Regions from separate parts of the Mus musculus genome. Here region 1 is linked to region 2. A link is a loop called in an ENCODE intact Hi-C map of the cell type or tissue named here. Cell type or tissue: heart. All regions are shown on one strand. Each heading gives the region's core, and the rest is flanking DNA. Links, peaks and the distances in the headings are about the cores only. Region 1 holds the start of Cngb1 (cyclic nucleotide gated channel beta 1). Region 2 has its middle 23 kb from the start of Gm30968.

Region 1 (15,106 bases), core at 7,107-15,106, 350 kb before region 2:
GGGGAAGCATACAAGTGGGCGGAGCATTCGTCCCAGGGCACCAGGTCTATGATTTGGGCCATCGCTGGGGAAGAGAGGGGCGGAGTCAGATGCCCTTCCGTATAGGCACATGTTCTTGGCCTATGCTGATTTAACGATTTATCAAACATTTACTGAGTATCTTCTGTGCGCCCCGTGATTTTTCCGAAGCTCCACATCCAAACAACAGATTTATGTGTTCTGTGTATGTGTGTACACACACACACAGACACACGCACACACACACAGACACACACACAGCTCCCAGTGCTCTGAGGGAGGTCAGCACAGAGTGTACGTGTATCTGAGAGGGCTGGAGCTAGGACACTCTAGGAACTGTCTAGATGAAGTGAAACTTAAATATTGAACAGGAAAAAGCCATAGTAAAGCTATTTAGAATGTAGCCTGGAATGCCGTGTGGCTTATGATGCTAGATAGCCAACTCTGGATTTGCCTAGGCCATATTTAGCATTTGCCCCAAATGCTATAGATAGATGAGACTCTTAAAGGAGAGAAATGTGACAGATCTGAATTAGAAAAAGATGGATGGTTGGTTACCTAGTGTCTCTGTTCTAAAAAGCAGATATTCCCTGGAGCCCCTTTTACTCATTTACATCTTAGAATTTGTTGACTCTACTTCCTGACCCTCCAAGTTACAGAGATAAGAAATGGACATGGGGTGGCAGGAGGAGAGAGGAACTTGACCATGAAATGTTTGCTACTTTGTGGGGTCTTCTTTCTTCCAGTCTTTTCCACCTTTCCCCCACCCTTTCAACCCACTAACACTAGATATGAGAGAAAAAGTATAGAGGGGAGAGAGGAAGGGAAAGAAATCCCCGAATCTAATTTCTGTTTCTTCTTGTTTGTTCTCTGAGCATGACTACTATCAAGCTACAACCAACCCCCCTGAACAACCAACAACAACCCATAATCCTCCTGGGTCCCTAGTTTATAGACCCTCTGAAAAGTTTTCAGAATTCCAAAAGTCACAGAAACTATCTGCAGCTGGCAAAACTATGCCCCTGCTAGAGCACGAGGCAAATCAGAGTCAGCTGCTTCAGACAGTCCAAGGCAGCCCCATATTCCTACACCTGGGTATTAAAAGCACATTCTTAAAATATTTCTGCATTAAAAAAAAAAAGAAACCACGATTCCAAAATTCTCACTATAATGAAGGATCAGGACGGGGCATGATAGAAAAAGTGGAAAAGCTGTCTCAGAGTTGACCCTCCATGAGGAAGGATGGAGTGGTAGAACACAGAGAAAAAGGAAGAGAGAACACCCTGCTACCATTTACCCATAGCCACTACCTCATCTGCAGGGCACAGGCCCAAGTGCACAGGCAGGTAAGAACCGTCTATCCTCCTGCTGCTCAGTGGGCAAAAGAAAGGATGTGGGCGTGCCTTCCAGGCAACTGCAGGCTAAGGAGCATCACAGAGACAATGCCCAGTGCAACCTGATTGTGAGGACGAAGCTCCTGGTAACCCTGGGCAACACAGGCTGCCAGGATCCCTAGGCACTGGACATCTATTCCCTGGGTCTCTATGGCAGCCACATAAGACAAGCATCTTGGAAAATGTCAGAACTGGGGCTCTATAGAGGTGACCCGGCCACATTAGGGTAGGGATAACTGCTGGGTTCACCCCAGCCTGTTTCACTGTGTTGGCTAGATCAACGTGACACAAGTTATAGCTATCTTAGAGGAGGGAACCCCACCAGAGAAATGCCTCCATAAAATTAGTCATAGGCAAGCCTGCAGGGGGCTTTCTTAATTAGTGATTGATGGGGAGGGCCCAGCCCATTGTGGACGATACCATCCCTGAGCTGGTGGTCCTGGGTTCTATAAGAAAACAGGCTGGAGCAAGCCACAGGAAGCAAGCCAGTAAGCAGTTCTTCTCCATGGCCTCTGCACCCTGCCTCCAGGATCCTGCCCTGCTTGAGTTCCTGTCCTGGCTTCCTTCAGTGATACGGAAGTGTAAGCCAAATAAACCCTTCCCTTCCCAACTTACTTTGGTCATGATGTTTCATCATAGCAATAGAGACCCTAAACCAGAACCAGAACAGTGACCCTGTACTAGCTACTGCTGCCTCTCTCTGGACCTAAGAGGACTGTTTGTGTTAGGCAAAGACCCCAGGCTCTGCAGCAGGGCTGCCTGGGAGCCTGGAGGGGACCTTGTCCCCATGAGTCTCAGGGAAGATGATACCACGCTGTCTTTGGTCTTTAGGGGTGGAGATTAGCCAGGCTCTGGGGTCAGGGCAGGGATCAGGCAGAGTGGTGGCCTCAGCAGGCTAGGGATTAGCAAGTGATACTCCACCCCTCCCCCATTCTGCCCTACCTTACTACCTGGCGGAACCGCAGCCTCCCTCCCTGTCAGGAAGCTTCGCTCAGAATCCCAAAGCCCCCAGAAATTGAGTGAGACATCCCAAGCTTTGGAATCCTGGGGCTGTCTATTCTTTTGCATATATTGACATATGATTTGCATAAATTTGCATAAATGCTAAACCTGTCATTCAGAATGTCCTATTGGAGTCCTGTAAGATTTGCTGCTCCTTGATTAGGGACCAAGGAACTTAAGAAAACACTCCAAGTTCTTCTCTTAAAGAAACTTGCCCGGTGCTGAGCCTACCCCTAAACGAAGGTCCACCTCTTTTGTTTTGTTTTGTTGTTTTGTTTTGTTTTGTTTGTTTTTCAAGACAGGGTTTCTCTGTGTAGCCCTGACTGTCCTGGAACTCACTTTGTAGACCAGGCTGGCCTTGAACTCAGAGGTCTGTCCGCCTCTGCCTCCTGTGTGTTGATTTAAAGGCCTGTGCCATTACTGCCTGGCAAGGTCCAACTCTTTTTTAAAGTTAGAAAACAGCTGAGCATAGTGGTGTACACCTTTAATCACCGTGAGTCCAAGGCCAGCCGGGTCTACACAGTGAGTTTCAGGCCAGCCAGGCCTACATAGAGTGACCTTGTTGCAAAATAAATAAAAAAATTTTAAAATCAAATTTAAAAAAATAAGAAAGTATATGAATATACAGTTTAGTAATTTAAAATTTGACTTATACCTACCTACCCCAACCCCACTCCCATAATTGCTATTCAGTCACAGACACAGCTTTGCTAAAGAATTTAGTGGGAAGAGGCACAGTGGTAGCACCTGGCACTTCTCATGCTTCCTACATGGAGCTGTGCTGTGGCAGAGCAGCCTCTGCCACCACGAATGCACTGCCATGGGACACTTCTGGGATCCTTACAGAAGCTGCCTCTTGAAGTCCTTAACACAGGTGCCAGATAAATCCACACTGCTCTTGTCTGATCCTTGTTCCTGCTGCCCTGAGCCGGTCCTGTCAACAGCAGGCAGAGGGTGTGCAGGGAACCAGCCCAAACTTGCTAATCATTGTGAGTTGAGTCTGCAGTCATCGATATCCCTGCAAGGGAAGCTTCATCGCCCACAGCAGCCAGCGGCAGCACAGACGATGAACATCAACATGACCTTTGGCGGCAGCGAGGACTACAGACATCAGAATACCCTGAGGTGGAAGTACAGACCACAAATACCAACATGGTCATGCTCCAGCTGCAGCACGAAGTATGGACATCCGCATGGCTTCCGGAGGCAAGCATGGACCAGGGACATCAACACGGCCTCCAACAGCCGCACGGACCACAAACATTGACATGTCCTGCTGCAGTAGTCTAGACCATCGACACCAGCATGATCTACAGCATGAGCGGCACAGACCACGACTATCGACGTGGCCTCCAGCGGCAACACAGGCTACAACATCAACACGGCATGTGACAAGTATGTCTTATGCCAAGCAAGTTTATGAAGAAATAGTATTCTGGAGTGATATCTCAGAAGTTAAGAGCATTGCCTGCTCTTCCAGAGGTCCTGCTGAGTCCCAGCACAGGGGCTGGAGAACAAGGGCACATTCTTGTTCCCAGCAACCACGTGGCAGCTCACAACCATCTGTAATGAGATCTGGTGCCCTCTTCTGGTGTGCAGGCATACATGCAGACAAAACACTGTATATGTAAATAAATCTTTTTTTTTTTAAGAGTCTAGTTGGATCTTAAAAGGTGGAATATGAACTAGGCATGCAGCTCTAATCCCAGCACTCCAGAGGCCAAGTTCAAATCTAGCTATGGCTACATGGTGTTTGATCCTGTGTCATACAGGACTATATCCTAGCCCAGCAGCTGCCATCCGGAGAAATTCTGCTGTGCAAACTTGCAAGAGATCATCCTAGCTGGGATGGTGACATTTTACATCCCCTGAGGGGTAAGGAGAATCATAAGATACTCATCTATGTGTATGCAGCCGCTCCCTACCACCTGTCATATGCAAGCATGTAGCCTTGGAGGGGCTAAGGGAAGGGAAGATACCATGGTGGGCAGGCAGCAATGTAGCTCCTTCTATCGAACTATAAAAGGTCTTCATCCTTGCTGGGTAAAGACTTTCTGGTGTAGACTCTTAGGGGAGGAGCTCCACTCCAGAATTAACCCCTCACCCGTGTTTTGTAAGTCTGACGAACTCACTGGTCCCCCAGGGTGAGCTTGTGGAATTGTACCTGGGATTGTCACTGGCACCTTGGAAGAAGAGGAGTACAAATTGTTTTTGTTTCCTCCAGGAAGGGAATTTTAGCAACATCCTGTCTCTGAAAAACCCAGACAAGACAAAGCAATTTACAATACAATTGCTTCATATGAAGAGCCTACCTTGGAAGCAGAGAAGTCAACATGGGCCATTGAAGGCTTGCGTGCAGATTTTCAGAGCCATGTGGTTTATAGTCAAAAGGTGGAGACAAGCTTGGTGCCCATGGCCAGGACTCAGAAACAAATCGTGGAGTGACTATATCACATAGACATCACCACCTACCAGGAACAAGAACTTCCCAGAGACCACCTCTTCTATTGCTTGGATCTTCTATGACAGCAGCGAACAGTACATTTCTGTCACTTGTAAATCACTTGATTTAAGGTGTTGTATTACAGTAACCCAGATGTAATAGGACAGTGAGCTTCAGTGGAAACCCTAAACAAGTAAGTTTCATTCAACCAGTTTCACTTCAGCCACGATGTAGTTGTTAGGAACAAAAGTGTGTCCTTGATCCCCAGCCCTGATGCTGGGACTCAGTAGGATCTCGGGAAGAGCATCTGAGCCTCCTCTCCAGCCCAAGATACTGTTTCTTAATAAGCTTGATTGGTGACACAAGGGAAGTGATCGTCATGGGAGCCAGATCGTCTGATCTGGGACCCCCACCCCCACCCCACCCCATATGCCGTCTGAGAAGACCTTCAAGCAGCGCCAGAGCTTTGAACAAAGAGTGGAAGATGTCCGGCTCATCCGGGAGCAGCACCCCACCAAGATCCCAGTGACTATAGAGCGACACAAGGGGGAGAAACAGCTGCCCGTCCTGGACAAGACCAAGTTCCAGATCATGTGAATATGAGCAAACTCATCATGATAATTAGACGGCGCTTGCAGCTCAATGCTAACCAAGCCTTCTTCTTCCTGGTGAATGGGCACAGCATGGTGAGTGTGTCCACACCTGTCTCTGAGAGTGAGGGAGATGGAGTGGACACCCTTTTGTACATGCTTTATGCTTCTCAGGAGACATTCGGGGCAGCACTGGCTGTGTAAGGCTACAACAATGCCTAAAGGTTGTTAAGCCCTTACCAAGGCATAAAGTGGCGTTATCAGCCGGACGGACGCTGGTCGGCTCACCACCCACAGATCAGAACGTAGGCACCCACATAGGGTATTAGGAACTGTTCATCAGCCAGAAACTGAGCTCCAGGCAAGTGCATTCAGCTCGGAAACTCATCTAAACCAGGCGATCTTGTGTTCCAACTTTACAAGTTTAAAAATAAAATACTTTGCATCCAAAAACAAAACAAAACAAAACAAAACACCTTGCTTGGCATAAGACATAGTTGTCCCAGGTCACATGGTTCTGCTTCTCTGGAAATGTAGATTAATACAGATTTTGGCTAAAGGTCTTGTCCCGGGCCAATGGTTTTTGTGATAATGCTTTAAGCTGTTAAAGACTCCGCCACAGATATCCTACTGAGTCCCAGCACCAGAGCAGGAGAGAAGGACACACTCTTGTCCCCCAGACTGAGCTGATGGGTTCCTGTCACCTTGAGGAGGCTCCCAGAAGCACACAGGTACCCTGGCTATTGGTTGTCCTGCAGCCTTTCTCTGGCTTTGTCACATTCTGTGGGAAGACAGATCCTGGCTTGGAGCAGGTTCCCTAGTAACTCAAAGGGCCCTATGTCTAGGACACTGCTGGACCCGTGGGGGTTGCTGCTTGCTTCCCTGGGTGCCAGTCATCTTTCTACCCTGCCCCCGATTCTGCACATGCTAATCCTTTGCACCCGGCCCATCTAGTGCCAATTAATCCTGGCTGGGTCTGAGAGGCCAGCTGCTGGGGCACTGAGAAGGCAATTCCTGGCTAGCCGCTGACATCTGAACAGGTAACTCAACATGAAATGGGGGCTCAGTGGGACTCCTTGGGGGATCACCACGCTCAGCTTTTAGCGGGGCTTTTAGGTGATAAATAGAGCAGGCAGGAGAGCTATGATGCGTGGTCCCCACACTCTATCCTGTGGCTTAGACTTTGCTATCTCCAGCGCAACCTGAGAAATGTGGATTTGATACCCCCAGAGGGTTTGGGGGAGGCTAGGAATCTGTTTTTTCCAGCTCTCCCAGAAGATTCTCAGAATCCTGGTGGTCTAACACTTCAGATTCCTGGGTGGCTACCTCCAGGTTCTCTTCCTTCAAAGTGGGAGGGCAGCAAGACAGGCCTCCAGATTCCGGTCAAGGAAAAACTGGGCTAAGAGGCTGCTTGCCTAGATAACCTCCAGACAGTTCAAAAATTCAAGCTAGGTTCACTGCCCACTACAGCAGAAGTCAAGAGAAGGCAGTCAGGACCCAAGGGCAGATCTCAGAGTATACTTATCTTGGCCAGAGTCCCCTTAGGCAAGTCTATTGACCTGAGAATGGATATCCCACTTACAGGGAGTAGGGGGCAGGCAAGATTGTCAGGAGAATGAGTGTTATCAAGGGGATGTGGAAGCCAGGTGTGGAGGAGGGCTTTCTTCAGGTCTGGTTCTCAGGACTGCTGGGAGCTGGCGGGGATCTGTGTGCTCTGCCATTCCCAACGTGTGACCTTGGGAGGAAGTCGCTGTGTTCTCACCCCAAGCCAGCAGAGGACTAGAAGAACCCATTGATTGTCCCTGGCCCCAGTTAATTTTCTGTAGGCTGATGTTCCTCCAAAGCTTAAGCTTTGTTTTCGTAGAGGTTGTTCTGGGAGAAGCTGAGCCAGTGCTGGGTCAGAGGTCAAGGTTAGGGGTTGGTCAAGCAGCCTGGCAATGAACTCTGGGAAGCTGGCTATGGGGCTACTATTTTTCTAAGGGTCCTTGAAGAGACAGACAGAGAGGCACAACCTTGGTAGGTCTGTGTCCTGGGTGGCCTTTCCTGGGCTTGTGTACATGTCAGCTTTGATCGTACCACCGAGCCAGGCCATCCTGCAAGAATTCAGTCTCTTGGAGCTTGGCTCCCCCACGTGCTTAATATCATGCTTAAGGTAGAAACTGGCCATCACCAACCATGACGGAAGTCCAACTGGTATTTTATTCTAAAAGCTAAAAAAAATGATGTATGGTTATTTATTTTTTAATTTATTTTTGAGAGAAGTCTCACTGTGTAGCTCTGGCTGGTCTGGACCTTGCTATGTAAAGCATGATGGCGTTACAGAAATCTACCTGCCTCTGCCTCCCAACAACTGGCATGAAAGCACATGGCTAATGTTATCTTAGATTTTTCTGTCCACAAGTCACTGGTGTTTCTTCTCTGTTGTGGGCTTCTGCAGTACATGATATTCCATAATTGGTATTCACACTCAGTACCTGTCCTTGTAGTCATGGCCAGCCTTTATGAAACATGGGCCAGTCACTGGACAGCAGATGATATCTGAACAGATGACTCCAGATGTGGTGAGGGCTCAGTCACTGGTCTAAGAATGCTGCCTATACCAGTTTCTGTTTGATTGGCTTTGTTTGTTTTGAGATAGCATTTCACCATATAGCTGTATAGCCGGCCCAGGACTTGCAGAGATCTGCCTGTCTCTGCCTCCCAAATGCTGGGATCAAAAGCATGTGCCACCATGCCGGGCTTTCTTAATGGCTGTTATGCCTGACTCTCTTACACTCTGCGTACAAGGTAGGCACTCTCGATGTCTCTTGCTTTTGTTAGTTCAGGCTGGCTGGCCTGGATTCTTCTGCCTCTGCCACTCAAGTGCTGGAGTTTAAGTGGGTGCCACCATGACAGGCTTCAGTGCTCCCACTCTGCAGGCAGGCAAACAGAGACACAGGGAGTCTGACTCACGAGAGTGCTAGAACGTGTGTGTCTCCTGTTCCAACGAATGTGCGTCTTCTTTCCAGCATTTCTGCATATTGTGTTATGGGCTGCATTACAGTCTATTTAATGCAGGCCTCACCCCTGATGAACACTGAGATCCTTTTCAATAGCTAGCCTTCGATAACATTTGAAGAAATATTTTTTATATATGCTTTATATGAACCCCCCCCCCCCCCCCACCGCAAACAGTTCCTTCAGCTTGGAAACAGATAAGCAAGGTATGCAAAAATCCATGCCATAGAATACTTACTACTCCTTAATAGAAATAAATGAATTAGTGACAGGAACCCTTAGAAAGGAATTCCAGATGCATATACTCAGTGAAAGGAGCCATGCTCAAAGGTCACACATGATACAGAACGTGTCATATACTGGAATTCAGACCACAGGGGCAAGAATGCGTATCTGTGTGTGTGTAGAAGAAACTTTTAAAACTATTTATTTTTAATGTGTATGTGTGTGTAGTCCATGTATGTTTAGGGGCTCACGGGCCAGAAGAAAGTATTAGATCTCCTGTAACTGGAGTTATAGGAGCTTATGAGCTGCTTGACATGGGTGCTGTAAAACATGTATGGAAAATCAAATCTAGAAGAGCAGCAAGTGCTCTTAACCTTGGCGCCATCTCTCCAGCCCTACTGCAGGATTATTTTAAAAGACAGGGTGCAGTAAAGGGCTAGTGCAACCCACAAAGTAGCCATGAGTGAGGAGGATGCCTGCGCTCATTCAGTTAAAGACTATGTTGCTTACAGGTGTCAGGATGTTGGGCTGGGTCCAAAGGGTGCTGCCTCAGCCTCCGGGGACCCCTCAGAAGACCGTGGAGACAGCAGGACCACAGCCAGAAACAGAGTCGAAACCAGAGGCCAACCCACAACCGGAGCCAGAACCTCAGCAGGAACCAGAGCCAGAGCCAGAGCCAGAGCCAGAGCCAGAGCCAGAGCCAGAGCCAGAGCCAGAGCCAGAGCCAGAACCTGAACCTGAACCAGTACCTGAAGAGGCTCCACCTGAGGTCCAGGCCCTGGTGAGGGGAGAGGGTGAGGAGGGCAGGCTGGTCTTGCTGCTCAGGGACTCACCGGCTTGGGCCACCTGACCCCCATGGATGAAAGGGGGGGCCAGTGGGAAATGTGGTCACTGACTTAGTGCACATCTGAATGAGGCCACTCAGGCCCAGAGAGTGAACAGGCTTGCTCAAGGCTGTTTCTGTGAAAGGTGAGGCAGACTTTGTCACCATCTCTCTTAGCTGCTCAGCCAAGCTCGAGATAACATGAGCACAGCTGTGCAGAATGTGCAATGAACGAGCATGCCTGTGTGCTGACAACATTCATTTATGGGGCTGAAGCAGTGGCGCAGAGGCTAAAAGCACTTACCATGCAAGCATGAAGAAAGACCTGAGTTCAAATCTCCAGAATCTATGTAAAATCTGGATGCAGTCACCTAAGCATCTTTAATCCCAGCGCTTCGATGGCGAGTTGGAAGCAAAGAGGAGAATCCCTGGAAGGTCATGGGCCAGCTATTCTGGCTAACCCATTTAAAAAGCACAAAGAGACCCTGTCTCAAAACAAGGTGGGAGACAAGGACTGACACCCCAGGTTGTCCTCTAAATTCATGTATGGTACCATGTGACCAACCTCTCCAAGTACACTCACACATCAACTACAAACTTGCATTGTGTACATACACACTATTTGCAAAACCAGGCAATAGGCTATAAGTAGCCTGTGACCATATTTTCCAGCCTCTGGTCCAGGACCCAGTCTACATACCAGGAGATTCAGAAATAGCTCCAGAATAGAAGTACATCGCTTCCCTCAGGTGGTATTTGTTTCATAGGAAGACTTTCTCAATACAGGAAATAGAGAATTAATTACAGGTTTTAAAAAACAGTATTTTTAAAAGATTTATTTAAAATGTCATTGGGGTGGGGGCGGGGCGGTGGTGTTCACATGGGTGCAGTGCCTACAATGGCCAGAAGAGAGCATCAGATTCCTGGAGCAGAGTTGTGAACTCTTTGATGGGTGCTCAGAACATGAGTTCTCCATAAGCCGAGTTCATACTCAACTGATCTGTCTCTCCAGCCCCATAAACAGTATTTTAGTTTCCAAGTGTCTTTGAACATAGTGTTCCCAGGATAACAACAATAGACACGCTAAAGAGAGCAGAGGTTGAGAGGGGAAGCCCAGAAGGCTTCAATCCTACACAAAGAATTACAGACAACTAAGGGATTCTGAGAGCGGGAGAAATCATCTTTCCCAGGGAAGAGCACACCAGTTGGTTGCCCAATACAAAATGGTCTACTTTGGAAACATACATACATGTAACAGACTGAGCAGCTTGTACTTATGTATTTAGGAATATATATATATATGTATGTATGTATGTATGTATGTAACAACTATTAGTGAATAAAGAGGCCATGGATTTTAAAAAGAGCAAGGAGGGGTTTATGGAAGGGTTTGGAAGAAGAAAGGGGAAGGAAGAAATGATGTAATTATGTCATCTTAAGAAAAATAAAAGCCAGGCAGTGGGGACACACTCGGGAGGCAGAGGCAAGCAGATCTCTGAGTTTAAGGCCAGCCTGGTCTACAGAATGAGTTCCAAGACAGCCAGGGCTACACAGAGAAACCCTGTCTCAAGAAACCAATAAACAAACAAACAATTAATTTAAATAATGAAAAAAGATTAGTGTTCCACTGAATACACTATACTTTGGGACACGAGATAAAACTTATAAACATTTATCACACTCAGTGTATATGCGTGCACAGAGTTCAGAGAATAACTCATGTGGCACATGTCCTCCTGCCAGACAGCAAGCACCGTTACCCACAGAGCCATCTTACCAACCCTGAGGGTTTGGTCCAACTGTCCAATCACCAGGGACCAGTTAGCAGTTTGCAGGGGGCACTGGTCCATGTGCCACATTTTGAACAACATTTTCCTAGAATGTTCCTTCAAGCTTAGCAAAACTTGCCAGTCTGACATCTCATCCCTTCAGGGGCCCTGATGACAATTAATTTAGCAGCTCAATTAAGCAGATTTCATTTAGCTTCTAATTGACGCTAGATTCTGTGCTTAGAGCAAAAGGCATAAAGAGGACTCAACCAAGCATTGCCCCTGGAGGTTGGCAGACAAGTGCCCGCCAGCTCCTTCTGCCAGGAGGCAGGGCTAGGAAGGGAATGAGCCCCAGCGCTGCCCTTAGAGCTTACAGGAACTCACAAGCGAGGGTCATTTAACTTCCAAAGTTAGAAGCGGTGGGGTGTGCTCCCTAGATGTGGAGGCTGGTGGAGGAAGTTTAACTGAGGAGCCGCAGAGGTGAGATAGTTCTGGAAGAAAAACGGTTGTGCCTGGGCTAGTGTAGAGTGTGTGTAGGAAATGGGTATAGAGTGTGCATGTGTGTACATGTGTATGTGCATATGGTATATTCATGATAGTATACTGTGAGCACACAAGAGTATGCATGACCATGTGTGTATTCGTATACAACTTTGGAGCTGCAGGTCCCTAGATAGAATCAGAGAGGCTGTCCTATCTGCACCAGGACATCAAGGCTTACAGGTCCCATTTGAACCCACAGCCACCAGAGGAGCCAATGGAAGGAGAGGGAGAGGCTGAGGCTGGTCCCAGCCTTCAAGGTGAGTGCTGAGACCCAGGCTGGCTGGGCAGGGGGTTGGGGTCTCCTCTCAGAGCCTGGCAGCATCTCAGTTCACAGATGATGAAGTGGAGGCTCGGAGAAGCTTGGAGCAGGCTTCTGGGAGCTTTTTGGCTGAGCTGAGCCTTGGTGCCCTCCATCAGACCTGCCTCTGACTTGCTCTCCCTAGCAAGGGAGAAATGGGCCTCTCTGGAGTCCACATCTGATATCTCGGAAATTCTTTTTTTGCCAGAGACCCAGGTAGCTGACCCTGCTCAGCCCACCTCCCAGGCCCAGGTTGCTGTTGCCAAGGTGAACAGGTACCACATCACCCTCTCCATCTCTCAACTGCCCCTGCAGGGAGCCTCTAGCATGGAGAGAACAGCTGTGAGTCAGTCAGGTCTGTGGCCATTCAAAGAGGCCCAGAGCATCATGGGAGAGTGTTCTGAGCACAATGGGGTGGTTACCGTGAGAGGGAAGGTCACAGTAATGTGCCAGAATGGCATCAGGGCTGGGGCACACTAATTAGTGTTGGGGTGGCTTCAGACCATGGCTGGAGCTGCTGACTTCCCAGTGAAGCCAGTGGTCCTGACATTAGCCATTTCAATCCATAGAGTTTATCCAGCCAAGTAGACCTGGGGCAGGGGCCAACAAAAGACAGAGACTTAGGATCCTCACATAAACTGATAAGCCTCCAGAGGTATTCTAAGGCAGTGGTTCTCAACCTTGCTAATCCTGCAACCCTTTAATACAGCTCCTCTTGTGGTGACCCCCAACCATAAGGTTATTTTTGTTGCTACCTATGAACCATAATGTGAATATCTGTATTTTCTAATGGTCTTAAGCAACTCCTGGGAAAGGGTCATTTGACCTCTGTGGATAAACCTACAGGTTGAGAACCACTGGTCTGAGGGCATGCCAGTCATTCGAAGGCTGGTAGGGGTGAGTTAATTGGGGTATAGAGAGAGGCTGGCTGTGCTTTATGGAGCAACCGGAGGGCAGGTTCCAAAGGTCTCTCTGGCATCCTTGGGGTTGAACTGAAGGGTACCCTGGGTCTCTTTGGAGAGAGAGTGAGGTTTTAGAGTCTCATCATGTGGAGATAGTGGCTTGATCCATGTCAAATCCTTCAGGACTATGGACTGCCACTCTGACAGGGTGGGGGTTGAGAGTGGACTCATGACCCTATCCCTTGGCAGGCCCAGCTCCTGGATGTTGAGCTGGTTCTGGAGAGGCATGCAGAAGGTCGTGCCACAGCCTGTCTGCAGCAATGGGGGCCAGAACCTGGCTGCCGGAGAGCGAGACCCAGATCAGGTACAAGGGCAGGGAGACCCGAGGGTGAGAAAGAGTCCATCAGAGATTGTGGGGCTGGAGAGGCTGCTCCTGGGATGCCCTGTAATGTCTGTCTGTCTGTCTGTCTGTCTGTCTGTCTCAGCAGGGTGGAGCACAGATCCCAGAACCTTGTGGCACTGGGGACCCAGGTAAGACAAAGAGGCAGAATGTCTTTCCAGGGGCAGGAGCTTCTAAGGGGCTACTGGGATGGGCTTAGCAGTGGGGAGAATTTCAGTGGTCCATGGGAGTGGCTCATCCATTGGCCTTGGGCAGGGGGAGCTAGATTTGAGTGGTCTCGGTGTTGCTGACCCGGGAGTTCCAGGCAGACACTTGCTCCCTCTTATTCGTGCCCTCTTCCTCCCTCTTCCTCCTTACCTTCATCTCCCCTCACTTTCCCCTCTTTTCCTTCCTTTCTGCTTCCCTTTTCTTTTTTTCTTTCTCCCCTCCTCTCTCTCCATTGACTTCATGGTTATTTTTTTCAAGCTGTTAAGTTTTAAACTGATAAACACAAAACACAACAGGGTGTGGTTTAATGGCTACGGTTTGGAGGTTCATTCCACCGATGCTTTTGTAGCCAGGTTAAACCTACCTGTTTCCCCAGACAACTCTCCTTTCTTCCTGATGAAAGCATCTAGTTTTCTCTCTAGCTTTTGAGATGCGCAGTGTTCAGTCGCTCTCTGCAGCCACCCTCTGTGCAGCCAGGACTTCTGACAATCTCTAAAGTACAGTTTTGTACCCAGTGAGCAACCGCTCCTCATCCTGCCTCCCTCTCCTTTATTTCCTGGCTCTGTAGGATCTGCAGAAGCTTCCGGGACTCAGGACACTGAGTAAGTCCTTGTCAGCCAGGGTCACTGTTGTCTGTAGCAGGCCGAGCAATGTGCACAGAACTGAGGGCAGAGTCTATCACCACCTCCGGGGTCACCTGAAGCATGTCTCTTCCCCTTTTTCGACCTCACTTTTCTTATCTGTAGCATGGGGTAGTATTCCAGGCTATTTGTGCTTTCTGACACTTCCTGGACATTCGGTAGGGCCACCTCTGAGAAGTAAAGCAAGCATGGATAAGCTCTGTGCAAACAGGTTTCTGGGAGAGTGGGGTTTATGTGGCATCTGGAAAGCAGGGCTTGGCTCACCATGAGGCATATGTGAACTTGGTTGTCTCAGCCTCACAGCCTATGACCTCTCAAAGGAAGCTCCCTTCTCAGTGAGGGTGTCAGGCCAGATTGGGACAATGATGACACTGAGGAACCTGCTCAGGGAGGGGCCCTGCCCAGGCTCAACCACCTCTGCCTGGTGGAACTTCAGAGCCTCCCGTGTTTTAAGAAAAGCCACAAACCAATGTGAACACAGGTGCACATACCTGCAACCCTATAATGCCAGAATTGGGGAGGCTGAGATAGGGGAATCATGAATTTGAACCATTTGGGGCTACATAGCTAGACTCTGTCTCACAGGCAAAACAAAACAAAACAAAGCCCATGGGCTAGAAACCTAGGATTCTACATGAAATGCTTAATAACTACCTATTCTGATTATTACATTTTCAGGTTACCATGTCCCCCAATGTCAGCCTGAAGAACCATTTTGTGATTTCTGCAAGAAACCCAGACTCATGCCTTCCACCCAACCACCTCCCTCCATTCACCCCCTCACTCACTCATTCCTTAGACTCTTACTTGGCTCTGTCCCCAGGCATAGAAGGCTGGCCAGGCTTAGACTCTAG
Region 2 (15,888 bases), core at 2,663-10,662:
AGCCTGTGCATTTTGGGGACAGCAGCTTCACATTGTCCGCTGCCCATGCCACAGCCCCTGTAAGGTTCTAGGGTCACCTTGGAAGCCAGGATCCCACTAACCTCCCCGAGCAGACCTTGGACTTGGTCCCCAGGAGTCAGATGGAGCTAGAAGCTGGGGACATCTCTACTCCAGCAGGAGGAGGTTTTCCTAGGGAAAGTATTGCAGCTCTACTCCAATTGTATCCTGGCAACTGGGAGCCATGCAATACCATAAAGTCACACCTCACAACAAACCTCACACGAGAGATTTATTACCCAGGAGGGTGGCTGCCTGTGCTGGGGCAAGAAGCAGCAGGGAACTAAGCAGCCAGCAGGCCTTAGAAAGGATTTCTTGGGAGTGGGGCTTTCTAAGGTGGCCTGGGATTGGTGGAATTTTTGTGGCCTAATCTTGGGGCAAGCTCAGGGATTGGTGGGATTTTGTGTTCAGGGATTGGTAGAATTCTATTTCTTGGGACTTTGTGTCAAAGTCAGGGTCAGGTTTTTTTTTTTTTTTTTTTTCTGGTCCTTTTACCCTACAGAAGGGATGACCATCCCTTCCTCTTGGTTGATCAATGGGGAAGCAGAGGCCCTGGAAAGTACAGACTAGACTGGACTGCACAGCCATCGATGGAAGCAGAACTCAAAGCTTGGACTCTTGCTTCCCTGATGTCTGGTGGGTGGCCTTAGCTGAATCTATGCCCTCTCTGGACCTCAGTTTCTGATCTTTCCGATGGCGCCTGCAAGATGAAAATGGCCCTAGTGATAGTAAAGGTCACTGTCTCCAGCTGACCTCAAAGGCACAAAGACATCTACTATAATGTCTATACTGTCTTTAATTGATTGGTTGCTCCATTGATGTATATGAGTGTTCTATCTGCATGTATGCCTGTGTGCCAAAAGAGGGCATCAGATCCCATTATAAATGGTTGTAAGCCACCAACCACGTGGTTGCTTGGAATTGACCTCAGGACCTCTGGAAGAGCAACCAGTGCCCTTAAGTGCTGACCCATCTCTCCAGCCCCCTGTAAAATCTTTTTTTTTTTTTTTTTTTTTTTTGGTTTTTCGAGACAGGGTTTCTCTGTGTAGCTCTGGCTGCCCTGGAACTTACTCTGTAGACCAGGCTGGCCTCGAACTCAGAAATCCGCCTGCCTCCCAAGTGCTGGGATTAAAGGCGTGCGCCACCACGCCCGGCCCTGTAAAATCTTTTAAGAGCCGGTTTTGTAGCACTAACCCCACAGCAGCACCCCGTTAAAGACGAATCACGTTGCGAATTCTCTGTTCAGTTTTCTGAGCCAGTTCCTGCTATGATCATCTCCTTCATGCAGATCTAGTCAAGGCAGTGTGGAAGGTCCCAGGTCCACTGGTGGGGAAACTGGGGTCCCCACCAGACCAACCTGACTTCCAAGTTCAAGCTCAGAGCCCATCAACTCTACTCTTAATCCCTAAACCATGGGAGAGGAGGCAGGAGAGATCTCAGAGCAATTGTCTGAGGACAAGTAGACAGGAGTGGTCACTGAGCTATGTGATCTACCCTCCTGCCTCCCCAGAACATCTTCAGCTTCACGTCTGCCATGCAAACTCATGCCCATGTTAACTCACTTCCAAGTATACCACCTCAGAAGGCACAGCAAGCTTGTGGCCCATGCATGGGTGGCCACAGCCCACGGGCTCAGTGTAGGTAGACTACAGTGTTACAGCAATGTGATTTATGGAATGCAACACAAGCTGGCAATGTAATGAATGTATCCTTTTGTAGCCTCAAGCTCCAGGAACGTAAAAACTAACTGCGAGATTTCCATTTCTGGAAATAGAGGGCCTCTTCTTTCTGCTGGACTTAGCACAATGCTGAAGAGCTTGAAGGGGGTTGGAGAACTGGAACTTAACAAGACCACTGAAGCCACCTCGGTGCCAAGGACACCGGCAGACAAGCACATGTTCTTAGGTCCCAGCACTTTCTCTATAAGCAAGACAGAAGTCAAGCCCAGGGCCAGCATGGGAGGGGAGTCATTAAACAGATTCCCCTTGACATGAGGACACTCTAAGAGCCACAAACGCCAGAATGTTTATCACCTAGCACTTTAGACAGAAAAGGTTGCAGTAAAGGACTAGAAACCGAGCTGCCACTTCAAATTCAGAAGGCAAATACGGTGACAAAATACACATAAATAACTTTTAGAAGCGGAGAAGAAGAAAAGAATAGGATGGGTAAAATTCATTACACAGTGTAAGGTAATAGGGTTAATTTCAAATATTTATGTCAGGCATGCATGATATTTATGTTTACATGAAATATAAATGCACCAAATGCTGCAGCTGAAGAAAACTTATTTCTGATTGGATGGAGATAAATACAAAAGGAGACAGTCCTAAAACATAAAAGGAGACAAAAGATATAAATACTAGTGAGAGAGAGAGAGAGAGAGAGAGAGAGAGAGAGAGAGAGAAACAAAGAAACAAAGAAAGAAACAAAGAAACAAAGAAAGCTGGGCTGCAGAGATGGCTCAGTGTTTAAGAGCCCTTGAAGCCCTTCCAGAGAGCCCACGTTAGGTTCCCAGCACCCATATAGGAAGGCTCATAATCACCCACAACTCCAGTTCCAGGGGATCTGATGCCTTCCTCTGGCTTCTGTGGCCACCAACACACACAGACACACACAGAGACACAGACACACAAATAAAAAGTAAATAAATCAATCTTTAAAAAGATAGAGGTATTTCTACTGACTTAAAGAGACATTAGGCAAAAAGCACTCCTGGAGGTAGAGATAACAGCAAAAGTTAATTTTACTAAAAGAACATGATAATATTAGATTTCTACTCCTATCATGAGCCTGGAAGGTATAAAGCAAAAGTTAATAATAATACGACAAAAATCAATATATACAATGCATACAATCAGTACAATAGCTTGAAGATGCCTTTTCAGTTTGTTAGAAAGAATACAAAGTGGTATAGAAGAACTGAAGGATTAGATTAAATTAATCAACTAAATTAATGAATTAAATTGAATGAACAATATAAATTAGGAGACCCAAGTTGAAGACATATGTTTTTAAGCACTCCTAGCACACTTATAAACATGACTCATACTCTTGATTATAAGTAAATCTCAATAGATTTCCAGCGACTGTAGCTGTCCATACCGTTCCTCTGGCATGGTAGAAGTCAGTTAAAAGTAACTAGGGCCTGGTGAGATGGCTGAACAGGTAAAGGTGCTTGCTACTAAGCGTGAGTTACGTCCCTGGAACCCAAATGGTAGAAAAGAGAACCAACTCTCTGATGCTGTCCTCTGGTGACCACACACGCACTGTGGTACAAGTTCCCACATCCATTCACAAACACACATGCACACTAAATAAAATGTCATTAATAACTTTGAAAGAAGAGATGGAAACCCTGAAAGGTCCAATACACTGAAGAACTTGTAGCTGGATTCACAAACTTTCCCACAATGCAAAGTCAAGTGCAGACGGCTTCACCGGCAAATTCTACACAACATTCCCAGGAGAACTAACGGCTCCAAGTTGCTCCTAACCCTGTGGAGACTCTGAATCTTTTGCTGGGGAAAATATAATCTAGACCCTCAAACTCAGCAACAAACAGGAAAAAAAATACTCTCTTTGTCTCCTCCCTTCTTTTTCTTCTTTCCCTCCTCCTTTCCCTCCCCTTCTGATGTTCTTAGCAAACTATTAGCAGACTAACTCTAGTTCCAATGAAAAGACATTGTCTAATTGAGTTCCATTCAACCAAGGCAAGAGAGGAAAATGACTGTGGCCGTGGCAGGAACAGATCCTTCCGAGATCCACTTTGAAGAGGAAAATTAAAGTAATCACTACAATATATCCAAGAGAAGTGTGGGTTGAAATTTGACATTATTCATACTCTTTATTTTTGGGGGCTTGTTGAGATTGGACCTTTTTATGCAGCTCAGGCTGGTCTCGAACCCATAATTCTGATTCAGCTTAATTCTATTGCCAGAGGGTGGTGGTACACACTTTTAATCCCTCAGGAAGCAGAGGCAGTTAGATCTCTGAATTCAAGGCCAGTCTAGTTTGTAGAGCAAGGTCCAGGACAGCCAGAGTTACACAGAGAAACCCTGTCTCAAAAAAACAAAACAAAACAAAATCATTCACTATCATACCCAACCCATTCAAGATTAAAAAAAAAAAAATAGCAATCAGAAACAGAACGGAACTTCCTAAATCTGACATTTTAAATGAAAAAAGAAGAAAAGAAGCCCCAAAACACCTCATCAACTATACCTTCAGATGAAACCATCAAGAACTTTCCCTTGGGACTGGAGAGATGGCTCAGCGGTTAAGAGCACTGACTGCTCTTTCAGAGGTCCTGAGTTCAAATCCCAGCAACCACATGGTGGCTCACAAACATCCGTAACAAGATCTGTCGCCCTCTTCTGGAGTGTCTGAAGACAGCTACAGTGTACTTACATATAATAAATAAATATTAAAAAAAAAAGAAGAACTTTCCCTTGAGATTTGCCGTGAGATAAAGAAGCCTGCTGTCACCTTAGAGTCCTAGGAGCAGAGGTTAGGCTAGGAGGCAGAGAGCTTGCTCAGCATGGGCAAGGCCCTGGGTTTGATTCCCAGCACTAACACCAATACACATGCACATGCACACACACACATGCATACATACATGCACACACATGCACATATACACACATGCATATACATATAATACATATACATACATATATACACACATACATACACACACGCACACATAACACATATATACACGTACACACATGCCTATACACATACATACACACATGCATATACACATACACACTTACATACACAATACACACATGCATACATACATAATACATACACATATATATACACATACACACTACATACATACATAATACACATATATACACACACATGCATATATACACTACATACATACATATACATATATACACACACATACACATGCATATACACATACATACATACACACATGCATATACACACACATACATAAACATACATACATACATACATACATACATTCATACACACATACATACATACACACATGCACACATACACACATAGTGCTGGAAAACAAAACAATAAAGGACTGATAAGAAAGAAAGAAAGAAAGAAAGAAAGAAAGAAAGAAAGAAAGAAAGAAAGAAAGGAAGGAAGAGAGAGAGAAAGAAAGAAAGAAAGAAAGAAAGAAAGAAAGAAAGAAAGAAAGGAAGGAAGGAAGAAAGAAAGAAAGAAAGAAAGAAAGAAAGAAAGAAAGAAAGAAAGAAAGAAAGAGAAAAAAACCCGAGAAGATAAAATCAGCTTCATCCCTCATCAAGATATTCTGAGTACATAAAAAAACCCCAAAAGAACCCACATGCAAAGCACTGGGCAGGTTTTCTAGTGTGTGTGTGTGTGTGTGTGTGTGTGTGTGTGTGTGTGTGTTGGCTAATGTTGGTTTCAACTTGACACACCTGGGAAAAGAGGACTTCAAAAGAAGAAACTTTCTAAATAGGACTGTGGTTATAGCCAAATGGTAGCATTTCCTAGTATGCACAAAGCCCCAGTACAGTAGGGAGATGGGCATGGAGGGAGGGAGGGAGAGAGGGAAGGAGGGAGGGAGGGAGGGGAGGAGGGAGGGAGGCTTCTCAAGCAGGCAAAGCCATACTTCATGGTTTAGGAATGTAGACACAGGTGGCAAAGTTGATATAAAACCAGGGGGACTTTTCTAAAGACTGAAACAATGCTCCGCTCTGATGCAGGGGCATTGTGGAAAGAGGACAGAGTCTGCCAGGGTGGCACCTCTTTCTTCACAAGGGTGGTGCTGACATGTGGTTTGCTGATTATTTTTGTTAAACAATATATGTACCCTGCATATTCTCTCACAAGTTCCAGCACTCGGGAGACAGAGGCAGATCTCTGTGAGTTCAAGGCTAGCCCAGGCTACATAGTGAGTTCCAGGACAGTCAAGGCTACCTACTGAGATCCTGTCTTAAAACAAACAAACAAAAATAAATAAATAAATAAATAAATAAATAAATAAATAAATAAATAAATGAAAACAAATAAATAAAGGGTAATCCTTACATTTGGGAGGTGGAAGCAGGAGGATGAGTTTAAAGCCTGCTTCAGCTACACAGCAAGTTCAAGTTCAAGTTCAAGCAGTCTGTGCTGGGACAGGGGGACCATAAACAACCTTCCACTGCAGCCCAGACAGTGAGGACCCCTGATGACATCTTTTAAGAACAGTGGTCATGGGACACTAGGACTGCTTGGTGATAGCATGATATGAAAGGCAAGCCAAGGTCAGAGGCTGCCTGAGTAGAGAGCTCTCAATGCAACAGTCACTTCCACCCAAGGACATCAAGTCATGCAAAGGACTTACAAAGGACCACTAAAGGTGTGCCTTTTTAAACATCCACACAGATCCATTTTTATTTCTTATTTCTTTGGGTTTTTAAAAGACTTTTAATTTAAAATATATGTGCCTATACGTCTGTATGAGCAACGCATGTGCCACATGAACGCAGGATCCCACAGAAGCCAGAAGAGGGTGCCAGAGCACCTGGAGCGGCCCAATGTGGCTATGAGGAACTAAAACTAAGCTCCTATCTTCTGGGAGAGAAGCAAGTGCCTTTAACCACAGAGCCATTTCTCCGACCCCTAGAGAGTCCCTTTCTAAATGATTCATCACTAATCGCTAGTGCTCTCCCCCTCACTGTTTAAATATTTGCTCATACTCCAAGTTTCATTCCTACAAAAGAGGAGGAAACTGTGGGCCACTTAGGGTTCCTGCCCTTGTATTTCCCTTCTCCCTGTCCTGTCGACTGAGCCCTTCCATTCCAGCTATAAGGAGCCCTGTGACAGGAGTGGGCGTCACACCAGAGAGGTGTTGACCTTCACCCTGATAGAAACGGCTCTTCTGGGAGCAAGCAGTTTCCAGACTGAGGAAGTTCAGGCTGCTACTCTTATTCAAACCTCCTTTTGCATGTTTCGAGAGATTCGGTTGTGTGTCTGTGCTTCCCCATAGACTGCCTGGTCTTGGCTGTGCAGAAGGCACCCAGCTGAAGCATTCACAGAAGCCGTTTTTCTCCCTGTGGGCGATGTTGGGGATTTGTACTTTGCCGTTACTTTAATTGTTTTTTCTATTAATGTGTGTGTTGTAGGGATGATGTGTGTGGGCATGGGGTGGTCATAGAAGCCACCGGATGCAAGTGGAGGTCAGAGTCCGTTCTTACCTTCTGCCTTTGTGTGGTCATTTGTGGTATTATTTGGCTCTGGTCCCAGGTAGCTGGGATTCCTGTTACAGTCCCTTGCATGGCAGGTCTGTGAGGATGCTGTAACTGCCATGCAGCTTGTGTGGCCACGTGCCCCTCTGTCAGAGTCTGCGACTACAATGACTGTGGCCGAGTTCCAAGATGCCATTCCCACTTCGTCAGTCCTCACTGGACCCCACAAGGCACAGCTTGGGCTGGTGTTCTTGGTGTCCAGAGTTCAGTAGCTCCGGGATGCTTACAGGAGGGTTGTGGCACCACAGGGCTTTAGTGTGAGCCTGAGTGAGAGGGTAACGTGGATTCTGCTCCTCACCCTTTGGTTTTACGTTGGCTGTTGTGACTGCTTGTCACTGCCTCAGCATTAAAATGCCAGAAATGACCTAGTCATTGCTCTCTTCCCTGACCTGGCTCCCAAGCGCCCCCCTCCCTCCATCACTTATCACAGTGAATTCTGTTTTTGCATCTGTCTCAGCCAGCTGCACAGCCTCACAGGAGATACATCTGAGTTTATATCCATTTCCTGTCCTGTGTTTGACTGTAGCAAACCCAGAGAAGAAGTATCTGTAGTGGTGGCAACTCTGCACAACTAACCTGCTTTGTCCCAAGTCACCCACACTTCCATAGGCAGGCCTTAGCTGAGCCTCTTGCAGGGGTGTGGCTCAGCACCCTACCATGGAGATGTCAGAGTTGTGTGGTGACAAAGAGGACTTGAGGACACAATAAGTCTGGGCTGAGTTAGGTTCTGTCGGGGACAAACCTAAACCCAGCAGTCAACCACCTCACTGGCGACCTCATCAGGGACTGGGTGAAAAGGGACTTTCCACTGAGTGCTAACCCTGTGCCTGACACATCTCCTCCTTTGGGTAGAAACTCACCATGAAGTTCTCCAAGGGGAAACCGCTCTAGAGCAAGAGACAGGTACTAAGGCTTGCTCTGGGTGGAGACCGTTCTGGCTGGTCAGTGGGCTCCTGAAGTTCTCTGAAAGGGTCTTGAAGAGGATAGGATGAAGGGAGCAAATCAGCATGAATACACACACACACACACACACACACACACACACACACACATACACACACATATATATACATACATATATATGCATATATACATACATACACACAGAGATAGATAGATAGATAGATAGATAGATAGATAGATAGATAGATAGATAGATAGATAGATAGATAGATAGATGAACATATATGCATCTTAGGGTAAGGTCATTATTTGCCCTGGAGAGAAAGAACACCATACACAACACTTGTTTACCTCTCTCTCCTGGGATCCTGTTTTAATCAGGGTTTCTACTGCAGTGATGAAACACCATGACTAAAATGCAAGTTTGGAAGGAAAGGGTCCATTTACCTTCCACTTCCACATCACTGTTTACAACTGAAAGGAGCAGGACAGGAACTCAAACAGAGCAGGATGCTGGAGGCAGGAATTGATGCAGAGGCCACGGAGGGGTGCCACTTACTGACTTGCTTTCCCTGACTTGCTCAGCTTGCTTTCCTGTAGAACCCAGGACCACCAGCCCAGGAATGTCTCCAGCCACAATGGGCTGGGCTCTCCTCCATCAATCACTAATTAAGAAAATGCCTTTCAGCGGGATCTTAAGAAGGCATCTTCTCAATTGAGGTTCCTTCCTTTCAGATAACTCTAGTTAGTGCCAAGCTGACATAAGACTAGGCCATACAACTGACCCCTTGTCAACTTGACACTCAAACACATCACCATTAAGTCACACCTTTCCTTTCTTATTCATTCTCAAGGTCTCACATTAAAACTTAAATAACTTTAAAAGTGCTACAGACAGGCTGGAGAAATGGCTCAGTGGTTAAGAGCACCAACTGCTCTTCCGAAGGTCCTGAGTTCAAATGTCAGCAACCACATGGTGGCTCACAACTATTCGTAATGAGATCTGATGTTCTCTTCTGGAGTGTCTGAAGACAGCACAATATAGTTACATAATAAATAAATAAAATTTAAAAAAGTGCTACAGACTTTACAAATTCAAACATTAAAATTTCAGTCTATTTAAAATATCCAATCTCTCTAAAAATCCAAAAATCTCTTTTAAAAGCTCAAAATCTTTCAGCTGGGATCCTTTAAAAATCAAAATTAAGTTAAATACCTTCTTCAAGAGGGAAGACCCAGAGCAGAGCCACATCTGAACCAAGAAAAACCAAACTCCAACAATATAAATAACTCAATGTCCAGTTATCTGGGCTTCACTCACGATCTTCTGGGCTCCTCAGTGAGCTTGGATCACTTCTCCAGTTCGGCCCTCTGCAGCACACACAGCTTGTCTTCCAGGCTCCAGCTGGCTCGACTCCACAGCTGATGCTGTTCTTGGTGCTGACATCCCATGGTACTGGCATCTCCAAAAAGCTGGGGCCTTCTGCTTCAACTGGGCTGCACTTTCACCAATAGCCTCTGTTAGGCAATCTTCATAGTGCCAAGACGTGTCTTCTCCACAAGGCTCCTTCATTCCTGCCATCAACCGCTGCTGAGGCTGCACCTTCACCAATGGTGGCTCCTGGCCTCTCACAGGGCCAAGCCTCAGCTGCTCTCCATGGCCCCTTTAAGTCTTTAAAACCAGTACCATCTGGGTGACTCTTAGACTATCTCTGTCAGTGCCAGAGTAGTGTATCTCAGCTGTCAGCTTGAGGGACAACTTTCAGGAGCACAGCTTCTGTGTGCTGACCCTGAGGAAACACTTCCCAGATTTTACCTCCAAAGATGCTGGGCTCTTCTTAACCATAGCTGAGACTCTTCAGCCCCAGCTGATCCCAACGACAGAATCTCAATTCAAAATAGCAAATGGTCCTGATAAGAGTCTCTAGTCTTCCCTCTGAAACGTCACAAGCCAGACTTCCATCCTCCACATTGCCCTCAACACTCTTATCTTCCAAGCTCCCACAGAACAGCCCACGGAGCGAGCCCTCAACACTCAATAATGGCTTTTCTGACCCAAAGTTGCAAAGTCTTTCCACAATCCTCCCTGAAACATAGTCAGGTCTGTTGCAACAATACCCTGCTATATGGGTTTCAACTTGTGTTAGGGCTTCTATTGCGGTGATGAAACACCATGACCAAAAGCAAGCTGGGGAGGAAAGGGTTTATTTGGCTTATACTTCTACATCACTGTTCATCACTGAAGCACATCAGGACAGGAACTCACACAGGGCAAGAACCAGGAGGCAGGAGCTGATGCAGAGGCCATGGAGGGGTGCTGCTTACTGGCTTGCTTCCCCTGGCTTGCTCTGCCTACTCTCTTATAGAACCCAGCAATGCAAGTCACAAAGGACTGTGTCCTCCCTCAATCAATCAGTAATTAAGAAAATGGCTGGCAGGGTGGATTGGAGGCCAGCCTGATCTACAAAGCGAGTTCCAGAACAGCCAGGGCTACACAGAGAAACCCTGTCTCAAAAACAAACAAACAAACAAACAAACAAAATAGAAAGTGTCTTACAGCTGGATCTTATGGAGGCATTTCCTCAGGTGAACTTCCGCCTTTCAGATAACTCTAGTTTGTGTGTCAAGTTGACATATGACAAGCCAGCACAGACCCCATCAATTTCATGGGCCAACCTATAAACCTCAAGGCACCCAAAACCTTGGTCCTGCCCCTGCCTGCCATCTTCCTTCAAAATCATCTCTGCGGGGGCGGGAGGCACTTAGCATCTCCTGACTGACTGCTCACAGCCAGTCAGGGTCTGTCACTCCTCTCTGCAGCCCCTCTGCTGGTTCCACTCACTGCTGGGGTGCACTCCTGGACACGGAAAAAGGATCTCCTTAGACAATGACCTTCAGTTTCTCCCACTGCCCAGGTTGTGCCATCTAACCCCTCTGATTTCCATGTCTCCTTCCATCATGGGTCCCCTATGGCTGAACAGGGCCTGGCTCAGCAGAGGTACTCTCGGTATGACGGACAGAGATGGGGCAATTGGACAGGTGTCTGATGGACCCATGAGTGAGTATTTAACTTCACAGGACGGACACACATAGGATGGACAGACAAATGGAGGGGGGGAGAGGGTAGATGGATAGTAAGTGGGAGACAATGGATGGGTAGAAAATGAATGGGCAGCTGAGCTAATGGAAGAATAACAGAGTCATGGCCGGATAGATAGATAAATGAATGGATAAAAGAATGGACAAGCATCAGAACAAATAGAGAGCCACTGTCCTTCCTTAACAGAAATCACATCAAGCCAGAACCCCAAGGGCACCCTCGTTAGAGATGCCCTACCAGGCAGACAGCAATGTGCTTCTCCTTTGCCCTAAGCAGCTTCTGGTACACAAAGGCAGACGGCCAATACTGACCCCTGGTGGTCACTATGAGAATAACCACTCCAGAGCCTGGCCTTTGCAGTCCTGGAAAGTCTCAGCCAGCTGGACAGTGGTAATGGAGCTGCAGAGTAGACTGATGGCTCTACCCAAGCAGGCAGGCTCCGAGACAGTGTGCTGCAGCTGCAGGGTACTGCATTGGTACCATTGTTCCCTCATACCCCAAAGGACATGCGCTTGGCTAAGAGCTGTTAGAGGATGCCTGAAGAGAGCTGCCAGGAATGTCGAGACCGGTGCCCAGCAGTCTAGATGACAAATCCAAAGGCTTACCAAATGGGTCAGTGGGCCTGGTGCCTCACATCTTCCTCTCTCTGGTCTTTCATACCATTCTGACGCCTCAGCCAGATGCAGATATGAAGGCAGAATCTCGGAGAGGCACAGAGGCTTGCCAAGCCAAGGCAAGCAGGTGGCAGTCGAGATTTGAGCCCAGCTTTCGTAGGATCCATGCCTATACCGGCAAGCCCCAGGGGAATCGCTGTCCTGGGGGCTCACTCACACCCTCCCTATTCCAATAGGGATTCAGAGTCAGGCTTGGGTCTCAGCATCAGCAAGAAACTGTGGGACCTCGGGTAAGCCGCGTTACCGCTCTGAGAGTTCCAGTTTCCTCCTGTGAGTTAGTTGATGCATATTATTTCACAAGTCTATCGTGAAAAGCAAATGAGCTGATAAAATATTTATAGACAATCTGATACATAGAATGTTTTTCTTTGAGGGAAGATCTTGAATTCTAAAAGTAGAGATGCCTAGGACTGAAAAAATGACTCGGCAGTTAAGAGTAATGGTTGCAGAGCCGGGCGTGGTGGCACACACCTTTAATTCCAGCACTTGGGAGGCAGAGGCAGGCAGATTTCTGAGTTCGAGGCCAGCCTGGTCTACAAAGTGAGTTCCAGGACAGCCAGGGCTATACAGAGAAACCCTGTCTAGACAAACAAAAAACAAAAAACAAAAACAAACAAAAAAGAGTAATGGTTGCTTTTTCAGGAGACCTGAGTTGATTCCCATTGCGCATGTCAGACAGTTCACGACTCATGTAACTCCAGCTGTAATGGATCTGATGCCCTCTTCTGGCCTCCAGAGGAGACTGCACCCACATGCACATGCCCACACATAATCACCTAGTGTAAAATAATAATAATCCTTAAAAGTCATAACAATTCTCTATTCCATGCTATCTTTTATCATATTTCAAAAACTCAGCAAAAATATGGGAATCTAGTGTTTGCACACCACACATAAGGATCCTGAGCACCGTGTGGATCAAAGAACCGAGGGAGCAGAAGGGTGGGGACAGGAAGGAAGAAAAAGCAGCAGCCTCCATCTCCACCAGCAAATAGACCACAAATTCCCAGGGCTCCCCTCTGCCACCCAGAATGCTGTGCTGCCGCCTTGCTTTGCCTGAATAGCTCACTTAGCATAAACTTATTTCTTCTTGGTTTAAAGGGTATTAGGCTGTGTTCTCTGGGACTTTGATCTTAGATGCGTCCCTACAGTAAGTGGACCTATGCTAATCAGCACTCTATAATGTCTATAATACTTCCCTGTGTGGCGGGGACAGTTCATCTAGCCACACTCACTTTTGTGGGCAGATGGGCTGTGTCCCACTTTCTGCAATCACAAACAGCGCTCCTAGGGCCAAGTCTTGGGACTGTGGGGCCTCCTGCTGGCATCCTGGGAGTAGAGTAGCTGGGGCAAGCATATGCCAGGGCTTAGAGCTAGTGAGTGGGCTAATTTGCTTCTTCCACCGCAAGCCCTCTGAGGTTTCTTTTGTTGTTTGTTTGTTTTTCTCATTTGTTTAAGGAGTTTTGAAACAGGACCTCACTATCAGAGCCCACTCTGTAGACCAGGCTGGCCTAGAACTCCAAGAGAGTCACCTGCCACTCCTTCTCAAGTGCTGGGATCAAAGGCGTGTGCCATCACACCTGGTTTCACTTTTTCTTCTTCTTTTTCTCTCCTTGTCTTTAAAAACAAGCAAACTAAGCTTTGGGCAGGCTCAGTGGTTAAGAGCGCTTGCTGCTTTTGCAGAGGACCAGGTTCAATTCCTGGCACCCACATGGTGTCTAGCAACTATCCATAACTCAGTTCCAGGGAACCTGAGGCCTTTTTCTGGCCTCCACAAGCACCAAGCACTTGTGTGGTACACAAACATATTGCAAGCAAACCAGCCATACACAGAAAATATAATAAATATTTTAAACTACATTGTATTTATTTTTCTTTCCTATACCATTTTCCCTCCCCCAAAATGAAATGTGTAAACTTGAGTTTTACTTCCTTAACTGTTACCTTTGAAGTCTTTGCCGTGCACATTTAAAGATTTACTTCCTTTTATTTTATGTGTATTAATGTTTTGCCTGCATGTGTATCTGCATGAGAATATCAGATCACCTGAAACTGAAACTACAGGCAGTTGTGAGCTGCCACGTGGGTGCTGGGAATTGAACCCTGGTCCATCTGGAAGCTCAACCAGTGCTCCTAACTACTGAGCCATCTCTCCAGCCCCCTGACACGCACATTTAAATAACAGCATCTAGTGGTATTAGCCTACTTTTCATGTTATAACAAAATACAGGCGTCTGGGTATTTTACACAAAGAGATTCGTTTAGCTCCTAGTTTGGGAGCTGAAAATCCAGAACTGGATGGTTGCATTGACCTAGCCTCTGTTGAGAGCCTCAAGGTAATGACAGGAGCGTGCACAGAAGAAATCACATCATAAGATGGAAAGGAAAAGATGAGGATCAGACAATAATCCATCTGTGTGTGCTGGCACTAGCCTGTGATCCTAGCACTCAGAGGAAAGCAAGAGGATCAGGAGTTCAAAGCCATCCTGGGGTACATAGCGAGTTCGAGCATCATTGTTAGACAACAACCATAACAAAACAATCCACTGTCTTGGGAATCAACTGGGGCTCTGTGGACGCCATATAAATCCATGTCAAAGCCAGGTCTCTGTGTTACCTTCCACTAGCCCTCTCTCTGTCGGCATCCACACTGGCTTCTAGCATGTGAGCTTTGGCAGGACATGTTTAAATCCTACACAGACCAGAGCACAGACATGAATGTGCTGTCTTGGTGACCCCTGCACATAGAGGCTTCTGACCATTGTGTAGCACTGTCTTTCCCCTGGAGACTTACATTCTATTCTCTGACATTTCAGATCTGACTGTCTTTAACAAACAAAAGCACAGTTTCACACATGTGATTGTAATGGGCCTTGGTACATCCACTGTTTCTACGATCACCAATCCTTTTTGGGTCTCTGAGTAAACTTCTGGAATCACTTTCTTTGTTGAAGAACACTCTGAAATCCCTTTAGATTGCTCTCAGCTTTTATTTACCTTTCAATGTTAAAAGGAACATATTTTCCTTTGTGTCTTAGTTTATGAAAGGGCTGTTTGCCGCAGGCAATTCTAGCTGACGTTTCTTTGTTCCCCTCTCTTTGGGGACCCCATTGCCGTCTCCCAGCCTATCATCGTGGCTATGGATGGAGATGCTCATGGAGCACACTGCCCTTTCTCCGTGGCTTTCCCCCTCACTTCTCTCCATCTGAAGTTTCCCTCAGAGGTGCAAAGGGCAGGTCCATTTCCCTGTATCCTCCTTGAGAGGTGCCATTCTCCCTGCTTCTGTGGGTCTGCTTTGAGGAAACCTGTAACTGCTGTGTCTGTCTCGTTGCTTTTAGCTTCTTCTCCTGGGATTTCATTGTGAGCTTCTTCTGATTCTGCTCTCCATGCCTCTGTTTCTCTTCCCATGTCATGTCTCTCGTCGATTTGTAAGTAACTCCTAGCTCTGCCCTTCATTTTGGCTGTGGATTGTTTGTTGGATTTTAGATTTTAGAATGGTCTTTCATTTCTAGAAGCTCCAGTTTGCTGCGGTTCCTCTCCTCCCTCTTCCCCCTCCTCCTCCCCTTTTCTCCCCCTTTCTCCCCCTTCCCCCTCCCCCTCTTCTCCTTCTGCTCTTTCCTCCCCCTCCTCCCCTCCTTTCTCCCCTTTTGCTCTCTTCCCCTCCTCCTCTTCCTCCTCTTCTCTATCCCACCTCTCTTCTTCTTCCCCTCCTCCTCTCTTCTCTCCTCTTCTCCAGCCCCCCTCTTCTTCCTCCCCTCCTCCCCTTCTTCTCCTTCCTCCTCCTCCTCCTCTTCCTCTCCTCCTCTTCTCCAACCCACCTCTCTCCCTCTTCCTCTCCCTCCTCCTCCTCTTCTCCATCCACATCTCTCTCCTTCCCCATCCTCCTCTTCCTCCCCCTCTT

Evidence for each region. A loop is a pair of places that touch in the nucleus more often than their neighbours do. Peaks named below come from ENCODE experiments on the same cell type or tissue, not always from the same donor. Only the 100,000 strongest peaks of a DNase experiment are listed, where the experiment ranks them.
Region 1: it touches region 2 in a loop (2.1-fold over the local background); 5 of 42 quality-filtered maps call a loop at or near these places.

The regions. Positions count from the first base shown.
Region 1 is chr8:95,297,913-95,313,018 of GRCm38, reverse strand. Cngb1 (cyclic nucleotide gated channel beta 1) reads left to right here and starts at 6,434. Exons shown (of 33, transcript NM_001195413.1): 1 at 6,434-6,487; 2 at 9,182-9,450; 3 at 12,004-12,061; 4 at 12,311-12,377; 5 at 13,254-13,368; 6 at 13,493-13,535; 7 at 14,180-14,213. The coding sequence starts at 9,190. Tepp (testis, prostate and placenta expressed) reads right to left here and starts at 1,421. Exons shown (of 8, transcript NM_199455.2): 1 at 1,329-1,421; 2 at 1-64. The coding sequence starts at 62. It also overlaps the pseudogene Gm5359. In heart, for the core only: a CTCF peak has its summit at 10,403 (motif pointing right); no DNase peak of the experiment used is centred there; H3K27me3 peaks cover 427 bases.
Region 2 is chr8:94,946,025-94,961,912 of GRCm38, reverse strand. No RefSeq gene overlaps it. Among named protein-coding and RNA genes, the nearest start is that of Gm30968, 23 kb to the left of the region's middle. In heart, for the core only: CTCF peaks have their summits at 4,440 (motif pointing left) and 6,556 (motif pointing right); no DNase peak of the experiment used is centred there; H3K27ac peaks cover 1,092 bases.